Regions from separate parts of the Homo sapiens genome. Here region 1 is linked to region 2. A link is an interaction called in ENCODE POLR2A ChIA-PET data of the cell type or tissue named here. Cell type or tissue: GM12878. All regions are shown on one strand. Each heading gives the region's core, and the rest is flanking DNA. Links, peaks and the distances in the headings are about the cores only.

What was found. ChIA-PET counts read pairs that join two places held together with the same protein. Peaks named below come from ENCODE experiments on the same cell type or tissue, not always from the same donor. Only the 100,000 strongest peaks of a DNase experiment are listed, where the experiment ranks them.
Region 1: POLR2A ChIA-PET joins it to region 2 with 5 read pairs; 2 of 35 experiments call an interaction of 5 or more read pairs at or near these places.

What each region holds. Positions count from the first base shown.
Region 1 is chr5:134,526,480-134,534,180 of GRCh38, reverse strand. All of the region lies in intron 1 of JADE2 (jade family PHD finger 2), which reads right to left. Among named protein-coding and RNA genes, the nearest start is that of JADE2, 4.7 kb to the right of the region's middle. RefSeq lists an enhancer at 1,227-1,727 and silencers at 6,502-6,561, 6,922-7,701. In GM12878, for the core only: no CTCF peak of the experiment used is centred there; no DNase peak of the experiment used is centred there; H3K4me3 peaks cover 2,199 bases; H3K27ac peaks cover 1,313 bases.
Region 2 is chr5:134,695,908-134,703,608 of GRCh38, reverse strand. SEC24A (SEC24 homolog A, COPII component) reads right to left here. Exons shown (of 23, transcript NM_021982.3): 14 at 6,363-6,483; 15 at 5,552-5,710. It also overlaps the pseudogene RNU6-1164P. Among named protein-coding and RNA genes, the nearest start is that of CAMLG, 39 kb to the left of the region's middle. In GM12878, for the core only: no CTCF peak of the experiment used is centred there; no DNase peak of the experiment used is centred there.

The DNA of each region.
Region 1 (7,701 bases), core at 1,137-6,136, 170 kb after region 2:
GACCTGCCCAAGATGTCAGTGACTGTATTTGATTCAGGAGACCGTGCTCTTGACCTTCTGACTTCTCCGTCTCTGCGCAGCAGAGTACAAACAGCTCAGCAACCCACAGCTGCCACCCTCACTGCCTTCCAGAGTCTGCGTGTCAAGGGTGCGACACCTGTAATCCCAGCACTTTGGGAGGCCGGGGCTGGAGGATTTCTTGAGCCCAAGAGATCGAGACCAGCCTGGGGAACGTAGGGGGACTCATCTCTACAAAAAATTTAAAAATTAGCCAGTTGTAGTGGCACATGCCTGAGGTCCTAGCTATGCAGGAGGCTGAGGTGAGAGGATAGCTTGAGTCAGGGAGGTCAAGGCTGCAGTGAGCCATGATCGTGCCACTGCACGCCAGCCTTGGCGACAGAGTAAGACCTTATCTCAAAAAAAAAAAAAAAAAAAAAAAAAAAAGAGAGAGTGTGACAAAGGCTGACTGACAGAATCCTGACTCCTGATTCTAGCCTACGTCTTCCTCAGCTCAGCCCAGCCCAGCGCAACCCAGCTTTGTCCTGACATCGGTGGGTGGAGTGGGGGGGAGGTGCTAAAAGTGCACCCACCCATTTTCTTTTGCAATCCTGTAAGCGAATTCCATTTCTCTTCATTTCCTGCAAAGAAGGTACTTCCGAGCCAGCATCTCCCACAGTATTAAAAGCAGAAGTTGTTGATGGGTTCAAATCCTAGCTCCTCTCCTCATAGACCAGGGACCTTGGGAAAGACATACCTCCCAGAGGAGATAAACTGGAACTGGCTTTTTACATAAATGTCCTTAATTTAAAATGTTGGCAACTGAGTCAGAATTTTTACAACACTTTGAAAGGGCCAAACTAAACACATCTGTGGGCCAGAATCAGCTGGTGAGAATAAATAAGAACAGTGTAAAGCCCTCAGCACAGTGGCTAGAGATCCATATGGGTGCCAGATAGTAATACCATGGCAGCCTTGGACCAGGTCGGAAAGTCCTGGAGGAGGGGCTCCTAAAAAAGAGGCAGTGACCCTATACAGTAAGGAAGGTGCCCTCGAAAGGACTCCTTGACTGCCCAGAGACCAACAGGTGACAGCATGCAGACCTACACCCCGCACCAAGCCAATTCCCCATCTAACCCTGTCCTCCACAAAACACCCCAGAGTGCCTAGGGATTATTCTGGGTCAGGGCTGTCCCATGGGAGGCTATTATTAAGGGAGCAGATTTTGTGGTGGCTTAATTGTTATAACAACTAGGCTTGAGAAGGAAGCCACTGTTTTGTGAGTGCAGCTTCTTTCCTTTAAACCAAGTCTTCCAAAGGCCTCCTTGCTCCAGCGAGCTCCCACTGTCACAGTGGCTAATGAGGCCTGGGACCGCACTATGTCAGCTTTTTGCCCCATGGATCACCCTCCTCGCAACCTCAGCAAGAGGGACAGGGAGGACTCCTTTCCCAAAGCTGAAATCCAGGACTGCAAACACACTTGGGGGGTGGAGGTGCTTAGATGTGATCTTGGCCTCTGGTTTTTCCTTTCCACTGGCTTCCCCCATCTCCCCCAAAGCAAGGTCTGCTGTGGGAGAAGATTTCAGTGTCACAAGGCACTTGCTTTCGAGGACAGAAAGTGCTCCCGAAATCCTACCTATAAAGGAGACTTTAGGAAAGAAAAGATCTCATTTTCCTGCCATTTGCACTAGTCTATTGGCACCTCTCATGCAACCCCCAGCATGGAGACACAGGTAGGAAGCTCTCCTTCAAAGTGTGGGTGTCGTAGAGTCCCCTCAATGAAGCAAAAGCCCACAGCCTCTCTGTATCCTCGGCCCCACCAAGTCCACTAGGCTTTGCCTCCAGAACACACCCACTTTCTTCCTACTATCACCACACTGGTCCAAGCCAATCTCATCTCTTGCCTGAACCACTTGTTCATCTCCCAGCTTCCAGTATCAATTCACCCATGTCCAGGCTCCACACAGCTGCCAGAGTGATGTTTAAAAAGCATAAATCAGTCGGGGTGCGGTGACTCACACCTGTAATCCCAGCACTTATGGAGGCCAAAGCAGGTGGCTCACTTGAGCTTAGGAGTTCAAGATCAGTCTGGGCAACATGGCAAATCCCCGACTCTATGAAAAATACAAAAGTTAGCTGGGCATGGTGGCGTGTGCCTGTGGTCCCAGCTGCTGAAGGGGCTGAAGTGGGAGGCCAGGAGGTTGAGGTTGCAGTGAGCTGTGATTATGCTACTGCACTCCAGCCTGGGTGACAGAGTGACACCCTGTCTCAAAAAAAAAAAAAAAAAAAAAAAAAAAAAAGCCAGGCACGGTGGCTCATCCTTATATTCCCAGCACTTTGGGAGACCAAAGTGGGTGGATCACTTGAGAGGTCAGGAATTCGAGACCAGCCTGGCTAATGTGGTGAAACCCCGTCTCTACTAAAAATACAAAAATTAGCCAGGCTTAGTGGCGGAAGCCTGTAATCTCAGCTACTCTGGAGGCTGAGGCAAGAGAATTGCTTGAACCTGGGAGACAGAGGTTGCAGTGAGCCGAGATTGTGCCATTGCCCTCCAGCCTGGACAACAGAGTGGGACTCTGTCTCAAAAAAAAAAAGGTATAAATCAGAAGCTGGACATGGTGATATGCACCTGTAGTTCCAGCTACTTGGGAGGTAGAGGCAGGAGGATCACTTGGGCCCAGGAGTTCAAGGCAAGCCCGGGCAACACAGCAAGACCCCATCTCTAAAAAAAATTAGAACAAAATAAAAATTTTAAAAGGCATAAATCAGATCATATCATGCCCCTAAGAAAATCTTTCAAAGGCTTCATAGATCAAAAGACAAAGCCTAAGCTCCTGACCACAAGACCCTACACAATCTGGCCCCTGCCACCTGGACAGCTTCATACTGACCACTATCCCCTTCCTCACCACCTTCTAGCCATGCTGGGCTCCTTTCATTCCTTTGAACAAGCCAAATATTCCATACTTCGAGCCCTGTGCACACGCTGTACTCCACTCTGTTTGGAATATTCTTCTATGTGGTCTATGCATGTCTGACTTTTCAACCTTCAGGTTTAAGCTTCAGTGTGGCCCATGTCAGTCTATGCTCATCACACTATCTGAAGAAATTCACCACCCAGTGTCCACGGAATACCCATCCCAGCTGTGCTTGTTGAGCTACTTGTTGCATGTCGTTCTCCTTGGGAATGTATATTCCATGAAGAGTAAGGAGCATTCCATTTAGACTCCAGCCAGAACCCCAGTGACATACTAGGGAGTGCTGAGTGTGCTCTCGCTCCCTCCCCCAAGAAGTGTCGGGACCACACAGTCCAGCTGGCCTGCCTGTGGCTTGCAGGAACAAACACCCTGGCCCAAGATTTCGCCCTTGTTTTCACAGCCTGCCTTCCCCGTCTTAACCTCACACATTTTCCAGGAGGCTTTATTTGGTTGGGCTCCTGGCTAATGATCAATGTCAACTCAGTAATAGGGCAGCAATTTGGTGGCAGATGTTTTCTTGGCAGCACTAGTGGTTGGCCTTAGTGAGGGCCTCAGGTCTGGACTTAAAACACCAATGCCCAATGCCAGCCCCCTTTAAAGACCTCTCTGCAAATAAACTCAAATAAACACCCTGGGCCTCCATTAACGCCCTTCCAGCTGACCCTGGGAACAGTGGGCCTTTCAGGCCTGCCACTGCAGCCACTCCCTGGGCAGTTAAAACACCCCAACCTGGCCTCCAGCCTCTCCTCTCCAGGGGCCACTAGGCCTGGCCTGCCTGCCACCACACAGCAGGATTTCGTCCTCTTCTTTAAAAAAAGGGGAAAAAAGGGCTTTCAAGCAGGCAATTTACCATTCCAGACACAATCTTTCAAAGAGAAACAAAAACTCTCCCTGTCTGAGGCAGACCGCTAAGGCGTGTGTGTAATAAGATGCTAATACAATTTAATGATATTTCGGCTGGAAAACCTGTCCTCAGAGCCTCCTTGTGTTGGGAAGGCCAGACATTCAGAAAACAAGAGCTGCACACTCTTAAACCGCTTTAAACCGGGGTCACAGCCCCACTCTTTCCTATCTCTCATTAACTTTAATGCCTTCTCAGGGACAGTAATTGCAGTTACAAAAATGATTTTGTATACAGAGTAGAGGGCTGCTGCCTGGGATCCTCCAGTCGGCTTCCTGGACCTGCTTCTCCAAGTCTAGAGGAGCCTGAACCCTCCTGCAACACCAGCCATTGCCTGTCTGCAACTTCAAGTGTCCCAGAGGGGACTCAGCTCCCCTTGAAGACGCTGCCACACCCACCCTCCAGACCAGTTCTGGGGACGTACCAAGGGGATGGTGGGAGAATGAAAAGGCTCTGTCTACTTTGTTCTTCAGAACCTTCTCACCCTACTCTTTGCCCCAGAGAGGGCAGAGCTCCGTCTACTCGCTCCCATATCGGCTGCCTATTGGCACCTGCAGGATCCTTCTGATCCCTTCTGCAGAGAAGCGAGCTGGCTCTCTGGCCTAGCCTAAAGGTGAGAGATCAAAGGTCCAAGCTGCATCGGGGACCCTCCCCAGGTATAATAAGGATGACTAATACTAATCACGTGCTTATCACATGCCTGCTTTGGGCTTAGTCTTTTTTAGGTAATCACTTATTCTATACATCCACTATGAGATAGGTACTGTTATTAATCCCATTTGCAGAAAGTGCTCCTTGTAACAGAAGGAACTGAGGTATAGAGCCATTATGACAGTTGGTAACTGCACAGCCAGGATTCAAACCTAGGCTGTCTGACTCCAGAAGGTGTACCCCATCTCCAGTGGGCTGAAGTGTACAGGCCTACAAGTTCCAGGGTATGGGTATTCTAGATTCCTATGGGCTGTCTGAAAGGAGCTTTGAGCAGACCTACAATTGTAAGCTTTTGAGCCACATGGTAAGGGTCCTATCTGGAGGACAGGGCAAGCCAGGGGTATCCTGCTCCCCAACTCTGACCTGTTCTCCCCATCAGAGAACCTAAAGGGAGAACTGTGAGGTCCCAAAAAGCCTGCTGCATGTGCCATGAAGAATTTGGACTAGAAGCCTCTTACCTGTGTCATGAGCATAAGACAACTGCCTTCCTGTTAAGAGGAACACTAGGTTAGAGCCAGAACACCCTGCCTCCCAACCTCAAGGATGTGGGGGTCAGTGTCCAGGGCCTATACAGTGTCAATACTCCGTGGTGCATCTAGGACCTGGGGACTGGCAGTCCCACCTCACCAGTCCATGAAAGCTAAGTGGAGATTTCTGACAACCTCTTGGACCACTGTTACTGGCCCTTTAGCCAGGCAATTTAGGGAAAGGAAAAGCATTTTGGACGGGAAAACATTCTGGAAACATTTGCTGCATCCTGAGCCCAAACAACTCTATCCTTAAACACTTCATCTCCAAAAGTGATGGGGGGACCCTTGGCCAAACAATTTCAAAACCAATATTCACTGCAAGTCCTGCTGCCTGGGGCGAGGACTTCCCTCTGTGAGGCATTTGCTGCAGAACCAAATGCTTTTCCACTCAAAACAACAGCCAACAGCACTTGGGGCAACCTAGAGGGCTCCAGATCAAACAAACATCCCTTCCTCTACCATGCAAACTTGCTCAATAAATTATTCGCCCACTTCGGATCAAAGCCTGTTTTTGCAGCCTGTGACCCAAAAAGCAAATAGCATCTCTTAAACATGAAAGCCCTCCTCCCTGCCTGGGTCAGCTTTATTACTCATTCCTTCCCCCTTATAGTTATTCTGTTGTTATTTTCCTCCTCTGCTTGTTAGATGGCTCTGCGAGTCCCAGCCCGTCTAAGGAAGATGGGACAAGACGGACGGTGCGTTCATCTGGGGCCCTAAGGTGAGAAAGAAAGTCAGGGTAGGGGAGAAGCCCTGGGAACCCAGGAAACAAAGCCAGGCCCGGTTGGCAGCTCCATGCCGAGCCCTTTTGCCAAATGTCCTACTGGGAATTTTACCAGTGAAGGGAGGGAGTTAATGCCACTCCGAGAGGAGGGGCCAGGCGGCCCTACCACCTCCCAGGTCCAGGAATCAGTTTGCAAACATAAATGCTAAGGGGGCGTCCTGACAGCCTGTCTGGGATCAGAGCTCAGGGGTCCTCCTTCCAACAAAGGCAAGGCAGCAGGTCCCACTCAGCCCCTTCCTAGACGCTTTGGAACCGCTCTGAATGGAAACATGACACCTCTCGATGACCCCCTACAAACTCTGACCCGGGATACAACTTTGTGCCTCGGGATCCTGCAGAAGATGACCCAGGGGTGCTAGACGCAGCGGCGAGGTTTGGAAATCTGCAGAGACCAGAATCGCCGGCCGCAGTGTGCCTTCGGCATACGGCAAAGACACCCAGTGACCCTTCACCTCCCCCAGCCTCCAGCAAGAGGCCAGCAGCCAAGCTGGTAAAAAAGTGCCCAGGCCAGCGGCAGTGGCTGAGGGGATTGGGAGGGGAGTTGCGCGCGCCTCCAGCCCGCCCCTGGAGGCAGTCCGCGGGACCGCAGGCTGGAGGCGCGCCGGCGTGATTCCGACCGCCGGAGCCGGGAGGAGGAGCCGGAGGAGGCTGCGGGGGGCTCCGGCCCAGGCGAAGGAAGGGCAAGAGGCTGTTCGACCGGGGGCGGCGCCGGGAGGTGGGTGGGCTTAACACCCAGGTCGGGGGAGGGGTTTAAGAGACACCGGGAAGGGCAGCCGAGCCCCAGGGGCGGGTGGGGTGGTAGCTGTGTGTAGTAGGGGACAGGGCTGGGCCTCTGGAAGCTAGAGTGAAGCCTTCCTGGCTGTCTCGCAGGCAACCCCATCCTCTGGCAGAACAGCTGCGAATCGCCAAGTTGACCCCTCTCGTCCCTTGGCCGAGAGGAGAGGATGTCTCAGGACCCAGGGATGGGCGGGAAGAAACCATGGGGAGCCACAAGTCTGCACCCAGGCGGGGAGGAGGCGGGCGGGCGCCGCTCCGCAGGCGCAGGCGAGTGGGTGGGAAGAAGGGAGGGAGAGGGAGGAAGGAGGTGAGGCCGGGAAGATGCCACTGCCGGGGGCGGGGCGGGGCCGGGGATCCGGCAAAGGGACTGCAGCAGCGCTAGGTGGGGGCGGGGGCTGCAATGTCACTCATTTGAGAGTCAGGTGTGTGCGTCCCAAACGGGGTCCGCCACAAGCCGGCATCTTCCTGGTACCACCCATGGTGCAGGGCCCTAGGCAGAGGGCTGGGGACTGCGGATCCGTCCCTGAAGCGGGACGCGAACCGGCAGAGTTGGGAGAAGGTAAACAAGGGCCACGCCCCCTGCCGTCGCCCCGCGGGCGCGCACCCGCCGCTCCGGCCGCCGCCGGTACATTTCCACTCTCCCAGCGCCTCTCCCCAGCTGGACTACCGCGCGGCCCCGGAGGTGGAGGCTGCCCCCGACCCCAGTCCTCACCCCTGGCGCCGAGGCTCCGCACCCTCCACACTCACCTGGAAAGGGTGTCCCCCGCCCCTCCAAAAAAACTGTCTAATTTGTGCAGAGCCTCCAACCCCAGGAGCCGAGCATGCTGCCCCCGCGTGCAGCGCCCGCGTGCACCGGGCCGGGAGAGGGGGCGACAGGGCGGAGGCGGTGGCCCCCGGAAGGTGTCTGGGACCGGACCGGCTGCACGTGAGCCCAGCGCGAGGTCATGTGCACCGGCTCAGCCCGGTTCGGCGCCCGGACGTGCTGCGTATCAACAAAATGAAACTCGGGGAGACAGGAGGGCAGAT
Region 2 (7,701 bases), core at 1,796-6,795:
GAAATGAAGGTGGGGATACTAATTTTCAAAAAACATTTTTGGGTCAGGTGCGGTAGCTCACGCCTGTAATCCCAGCACTTTGGGAGGCCAAGGTGGGTGGATCGCCTGAGGTCAGTTTGAGATCAGCCTGGCCAATAACATGGTGAAACCCTGTCTCTACCAAAAACACAAAAATTAGCCGAACATGGTGGCAGGCGCCTGCAATCCCAGCTACTCAGGAGGTTGAGGCAGGAGAATTGCTTGAACCCGGGAGGCAGAGGTTGCAGTGAGCTAAGATTGCGCCACTGCACTCCAGCCTGGGCGACAGAGCAAGACTCTGTCTCAAAAAGAAACACAAAAAACATTTTTGGACGATAATTTGGCAGTATCTATCAAAATTCTAGATACTTATTTTGACTTTAGCAATCCCATATCAAAGAATGTGTCCTACAGATATACTCATTTAAGTGCCAAATTCACACATGCAGAAAAATTTCAAGTAGACTGGTGTGTCACAGCAAAAAAAATTTAGAAATACCTTCAATGGGTATCAGTAGAAAAACTAGGCCAGGCACAATGGCTCATGCCTGTAATCCCAACACTTTCGGAGGCTGGTGCAGGCAGATCACTTGAGGTCAGGAGTTCGAGACCAGCCTTGGCAACATGGTGAAATCCTGTCTCTACTAAAAATACAAAAATTAGCCGGGCATGGTGGCACACGCCTGTAGTCCCAGCTACTCGGGAGGTTGAGGCAGGAGAATCGCTTGAACCTGAGAGGCAGAGGTTGCAGTGAGCCAAGATCGCGCCACTGCACTCCAGCCTAGGTGACAGAGTGAGACTCTGTCTCAAAAAACAACAACAACAACAACAAACAAACAAAAACTAAACTGTGATTTGTTCAGTCTGCTGAATACTAGGTAGAATAGGCAGAAGTTTAAATTAATGTGATGGATTTATATGATCTAAAATTAATGAATCTTCAAGGTTTATTGAATAAAAATACATACAATATGTCACTTATGTAAATCGACCATAAGATACATTTTCCATGGAGATGTACCTAAGTATGCAAATGTATAGGAAATTCGGTATATACCAAGTGATATATACCATTTTTAATAAGAAATTCTGATACATACCATTTTTAACTACATAAAAATGAAGTGAAAGTGTATGTGTCGCATACACATGCAAGCTGATACAGGAAGACTTTAGCTTTATCAATAATGTTTTTATTTTTTACAAGAAAAACAGATGCACATGTTGCTTGTGAAATAAAAACCAACTTAAAAACAGTAATCAGGATGAAAAAGAATGCTGGGCATGGTGGCATGTGCCTGTAATCCCAGGTATTCAGGAGGCTGAAGCAGGAAGATTGCTTAAGCCCAAGAGTTGAAAGCAAGCCTGGGCAACATAGTGAGACCCTGTCTCTTAAAAAGAAATATACAACATTAATAAAGAAAGAAAGAAAAAGGAGAATGTGTGTCTGTACGTATAAAAATAGAAAGGTTTTCAAGATATTGTGATAAAAATAAAAAAGCCAGGTATAATTCCTCACTGCTTTTATTTGAAGTTAAGGCCAAAATATATGTTTATAAATGCCATGGGAAAGTTTCTGAAGGGTATATGATTAACTGTAGAGTGGAACAGAAGTTATGCTTGAGTTCTCATTTTATATCTTTTTGTACATTATCTTTTCTGTGTTAACTTTTCTAGAGTATGTATTTGATCTGTAGTGAATTTATCATAATAAAATAAAAAGAGAAACCTAAGCAAGCTAACCACAAAGCTTTATTAAATTAAGCACTCTAGAAAGAGGGTGGTGGGCTGCAGTGGCTCACACCTGTAATCCCAGCACTTTGGGAGGACAAGGCAGGCAGATCATGAGGTCAGGAGTTCGAGACCAGCCTCACCGACATGGTGAAACTCCGTCTCTACTAAAAATACAAAAATTAGCTGGGCATGGTAGCACGTGCCTGTAATCCCAGCTACTAGGAAGGCTGAGGCAGGAGAATCACTGGACCCCGGGAGGCGAAGGTTGCAGTGAGCCGAGACTGCGCCATTACACTCCAGCCTGGACGACAGACCGAGACTCCGTCTCAAAAAAAAAAAAAAAGAGGGCAAAGGAGTTGCCTGGCATATCCCAAAGCTGTTTATGCAAAATAAGGTACATATAAAAATAGCCTCTGTCTTGACAAGTAGAAAAGGTCTTAAAAGCACATTAGGATGTACACTTCCCTTAATTTATAACAGGTATCTGCAGAAATAAACATTTTTGAGGTCTGTCAGTCTCCAATGAATGGGATCCAACAAATATACCCTTTAAAACATAAACACTAAAAAACTATTAGGTACTCACTTCGACAGCATGTATACTAAAATTAGAACCATACAGAGAAGATTAGCATGGCCCCAGTGCAAGGATGACACGTAAATTCGTGAAGTGTTCCATATTTTAATTAAAAATTATAAAATAAAAACTAGGCCAGGCATGGTAGCTCATGCCTGTAATCCCAGCACTTTGGGAGGCCGAGGCGGGTGGATCACTTGACATCAGGAGTTCGAGACCAGCCTGGCCAACATGGCGAAACACCACCTCTACTAAAAATACAGTCCAGGCGCGGTGGCTCACGCCTGTAATCCCAGCACTTTGGGAGGCCGAGGCGGATGGATCACGAGGTCAGGAGATCAAGACCATCCTGGCTAACATGGTGAAACCCTGTCTCTACCAAAAATACAAAAAATTAGCTGGGAGTGGTAGCAGGCGCCTGTAGTTCCAGCTACTTGGGAGGGTGAGGCAGGAGAATGGCGTGAACCCAGGAGGCGGAGCTTGCAGTGAGCGGAGATCGTGCCACTGAACTCCAGCCTGGACAAAAGAGCAAGATGTGGTCTCAGAAAAAAAAAAATAAAGTAAAAAAAATAAATAAATAAAAACTATTAGAATTAATAAATTCTAATTATAGTGAAGGATAGATAAGAGAGACCTTCATCTTGCTCATGGTTTGACCAACAGATTTCAATGTGTAATGGAACAGGTTAGTGGATCTTTATCTTTTTTTTTTTGTTATAGATTTCATATAAATAATTTTTCCATTGAAAAGAATATTATTATACTGGGCGTGGTGATTCACACCTGTAATCCCAGCACTTTGGGAGGCTGAGGTGTAGGATTGCTTAAGTCCAGGAGTTTGAAACCAGCCTGTGTAACAAAGTAAGACCCTGTCTCTACAGAAAAATTAAAAATTAGCTAGGCGTGGTGGCATGCGCCTGTGGTCCCAGTTATTCGGGAGGCTGAGCTAAGAGGATTGCTTGAGCCCAGGAGTTGAGGCTGCAGTGAGCTATGATCATGCCACTGCACTCCAGCCAGGGGGACAGAGCAACACTCTGTCTCCAAAAAAAGAAAAAAGAGAGAGAAGAAGAAAGAAAATTACCACTCTACACCCCATTACAGAGCAATATTTATTTAAATAAAAACTCAATCTGTGCTCCACACCCCCTTACAGAGCAATAATATTTATTTAAATAAAAACTCAATTTGTGCAGCAGCAATGGAAAAAAAAACCCACCTTAAAAAAAAAACCCACCAGGTTGATAATGTGGAGAAATGAAAAACTAAAAATAAGAGTACAGGCTGGGTGCGGTGGCTCATACCTGTAATCCCAGCATTTAGGGAGGCCAAGGTAGGCGGATCACCTGAGGTCAGGAGTTTGAGACCAGCCTGGCCAACATGGCAAAACCCCGTTTCTACTAAAAATACAAAAATTAGTCAGGCGTAGTGTCAGGCACCTGTAATCCCAGTTACTCAGGAGGCTGAGGCAGGCAGAATTGCTTGAACCTGGGAGATGGAGGTTGCAGTGAGCCTAGATCACACCATTATACTCCAGCCTGGGCGAGAGAGTGAAACTCTGGCTCAAAAAAAAAAAAAAAAAAAAAGAGAGTACAAACTAAGAGATCCCCCACTTTTGGAAATAAATAGTTGCACAGTGAAAACATACTTGATGCCACTGTACAATTAAAAAATGGATAAAATGGGCCAGGTGCGGTAGCTCATGCCTGTAATCCCAGCACTTTGGGAGGCCGAGGCGGACGGATCACCAGATCAGGAGATCGAGACCATCCTGGCTAACATGGTGAAACCCCGTCTCTACTAAAAAATACAAAAAATTAGCTGGGCATGGTGGCAGGCGCCTGTAGTCCCAGCTACTTGGGAGGCTGAGGCAGGAGAATGGCATGAACCCAGGAGGCGGAGCTTGCAGTGAGCTGAGATCGTGCCACTGCACTCCAGCCTGGACGACAGAGCGAGACAGTCCGTCTCAAAAAAAAAAAAAGGATAAAATGGTAAAGCTTATGTTATATATATTTTACAAGTAAAAAAAAAAAAGTTTAAAAGCAAGATCTGTGGCTGGGTGTGGTGGCTCATGCCTGTAATCCTAACACTTTGGGAGGCTAAGGCAGGAAGATCACGTGAGCCCACGAGCTTGCAACCAGCCTGGGCAACATAGGGAGACCCAGTCTCTACAAAATAAAAAATAAAAAATTAGCCAGGTGTGGTGGCTCACACCTGCAGTCTCAGCTACTAGGAAAGCTGAGGTGGGAGGATCACTTGAGTCAGGGAGGTGGAGACTCCAGTGAGCTGTGATTGCACCACTGCACTCCAGCCTGGGCGACAGAATGAGACTCTGTCAAAAAAGGGTCTAGGCTGTGTGCGGTCACTCACACCTGTAATCCCAGTGCCTTGGGAGGCTGAGGTGGGCAGATCATCTGAGGTCAGGAGTTTGAGACCAGCCTGGCCAACATGGTGTAACCCTGTCTCTACTAAAAATACAAAAATTAGCCGGGCATGGTGGCACGCACCTATAATCCCAGCTACTCGGGAGGCTGAAGCAGGGAGAATCACTTGAACTCGAGAGGTGGAGGTTGCAGTTAGCCAAGATTGTGTCACTGCACACCAGCCTGGGCAACAGAGCAATATACCATCTCAAAAAAAAAAAAAAAAAAACAAGACTCTATCTTCTTCTTTTTTTTTTTTTTGGAGACAGTGTTGCCCAGGCCGGAGTGCAGTGGTGTGATCTCTGCTCACTGCAACCTGACTCCCAGGCCAGGCCCCAACAATCCTCCCACCTCAGCCTCCTAAGAAGCTGGGACTACAGACGTGCACCACCACGCTCAGCTAAGTTTTTGTATTTTTCGTAGAGACATCATTTTGCAATGTTGTCCAGGCTCGTCTCTAATTCCTGGGCTCAAGCGATCCACCAGCCTTGGCCTCCCAAAGTGCTGGAATTACAGGCATGAGCCACTGTGCCCAGCCGGAGATAAGGTCTTTTTTAAAAAACTGAGATAATTCACACACCATAAAATTCTCTATTTAAAAATATATAAGTCAGTGCTTTTGAGTATATTCTCAATAGGCCCCCTTTTTTTGGTTACAGTGTTTCTTCTCTCCTCTTAATTGCATATTCCAGAGTAGGCAAAGTATCTCAGAAGGGCAATCTTATAAGACCAGATAAAAACATGTACATTTACTGAAACCAAAAATATTATTCAGTCCTACGCAAAAAAAAAATATTCCTACCTTTGGTGCACCGAATCCTCATGACTGCCTCAAAGCCAATCTTCCGAGTAAGGTATCTCTGTAGTTCCTTCTGTAATTTCTGTACTTGGACTGGGTTGTGCTGATGATGGTAAGAGGGATAGTAATAGACACTACCTGCTGAATACCGAGAAATACAACCTGGAAGAGAACACACACTGTTTTAAACTGTGCCGTTAACTATTTCTACTACACCAAAGTAACTAAAGACATTGGAATCAATCTTTCTTTAACTTTCCAAGGTAAACTACTGTCAGAAAGGAGATTTTATTCCCTTTTTTTGAGACAGAGTCCCATTCTGTCACCCAGGCTGGAGTGCAGTAGTGATACCATGGGGCTCACTGCAGCCTTGACCTCTCCACCTCAAGCACTCTTCCCACCTCAGCCTTCCAGGCAGCTGGGACCACAGGTGTGCGCCACCATGTCTGGCTAGTTTTTTATTTAAAAAAATATACATATTATTTGCAAATACAGGGTCTTCCTATGTTGCCCAGGTTGGTCTCAAACTCCTGGGCTCAAGCAATCCTCCTGCACAGGCCTCACAAATTGTTAGGATTACAGGCATGAGCCATCATACCCGGCCTGCATTCCTTTAAATAGTAGAATAGAAATTTCTCTATTACTAAATGTTTAGAGTAGAAGACTATAAGGTTTTTAATAGACTAAACTGACTGATTAACTTTCCCAAGGGCATACATATTCTTTAACTTTGTTCTATATTTAGAACACTATCATATAAGGACCATTTTGATATTCATTTAACGGAAAAAAAAAATCATTACGAAGAACTTACCCAGAGAAGCCAAATCAGAATACTGTCCACTGAGAAGGAATAAGTCAACAGCAACTTGCTGACCAGAACAGTCCAAGGCTAATTTCTTATAGAAGTCAGTGGATGGTGTCATGTGTATATCCTATTTATAATAAATTATAAAGAGACATTTTAAAAAATCATTACATTGTCATAAAATCTAAATACACATCTACATACATCATGATGTTAACAACAATTGCAATTATTTCTGGGCATTCTACAAAGTCCTTTTCCTTTGTGGTACTACTTGATTTTTCATTAAGAAGCAAGTACTGCTTAGGAATTTTCTGTAAGTTCCAGCCAGGTGTGGTGGCTCACACCTGTAATCCTAGCACTTTGGGAAGCCAAGGCGGGTGGACTGCTTGAGCCCAGGAGTTTGAGACCATCCTGGGCAACATGACTTTATTTATTTAAAAAAAAAAAAAAATGGCCGGGTGCGGTGGCTCACGCCTGTAATCCCAGCACTTTGGGAGGCCGAGGTGGGTGGATCACGAGGGCCGGAGATCGAGACCATCCTGGCTAACATGGTGAAACCCCGTCTCTACTAAAAATACAAAAAATTAGCCAGGCATGGTTGCAGGTGCCTGTAGTCCCAGCTACTCGGGAGGCTGAGGCAGGAGAATGGCATGAACCCAGGAGGCGGAGCTTGCAGTGAGCTGAGATCGCACCACTGCACTCCAGCCTGGGCAACAGAGCGAGACTCCGTCTGAAAAAATATATATATGTTTTTTAAAAATTTTCTGTAGGTTTTTTTCCCTTTATTTTTAAAAAGAAATATATCTACTATAATAATTTCATAGTTGGTAAAGATTTTTTTATTGTAACTAAAATATATTAAATGTTCAGTATGCTGGAAACTGTTCTAAACAATTCATATGTAATACTTACTTAGTCCTTTCAACTACCCTAAGAGGTAAGTGCTATCATTTTCTTTTTTTCTTTTTCTTTTTTTTTGAGATGGGAGTTTTGCTGTAGTTGCCCAGGCTGGTGTGCAATGGCATGATCTCAGCTCACCGCAACCTCTGCCTCCCGGTTTCTAGCGATTCTCCTGCCTCAGCCTCCCGAGTAGCTGGGATTACAGGCATGCACCACCATGCCCAGCTAATGTTTTTTGTATTTTTAGTAGAGACGGGATTTCATCATGTTGTTCAGGCTGGTCTCGAATTCCCAAAGTTAGATGATCCGCCTGCCTCGGCCTCCCAAAGTGCTGGGATTACAGGTGTGAGCCACCACACCTGGCCACTATCATTATTTTCTTTCTTTCTTTTTTTTTTTTTTTTTGAGACAGAGTCTCACTCTGTCACCCAGGCTGGAGTGC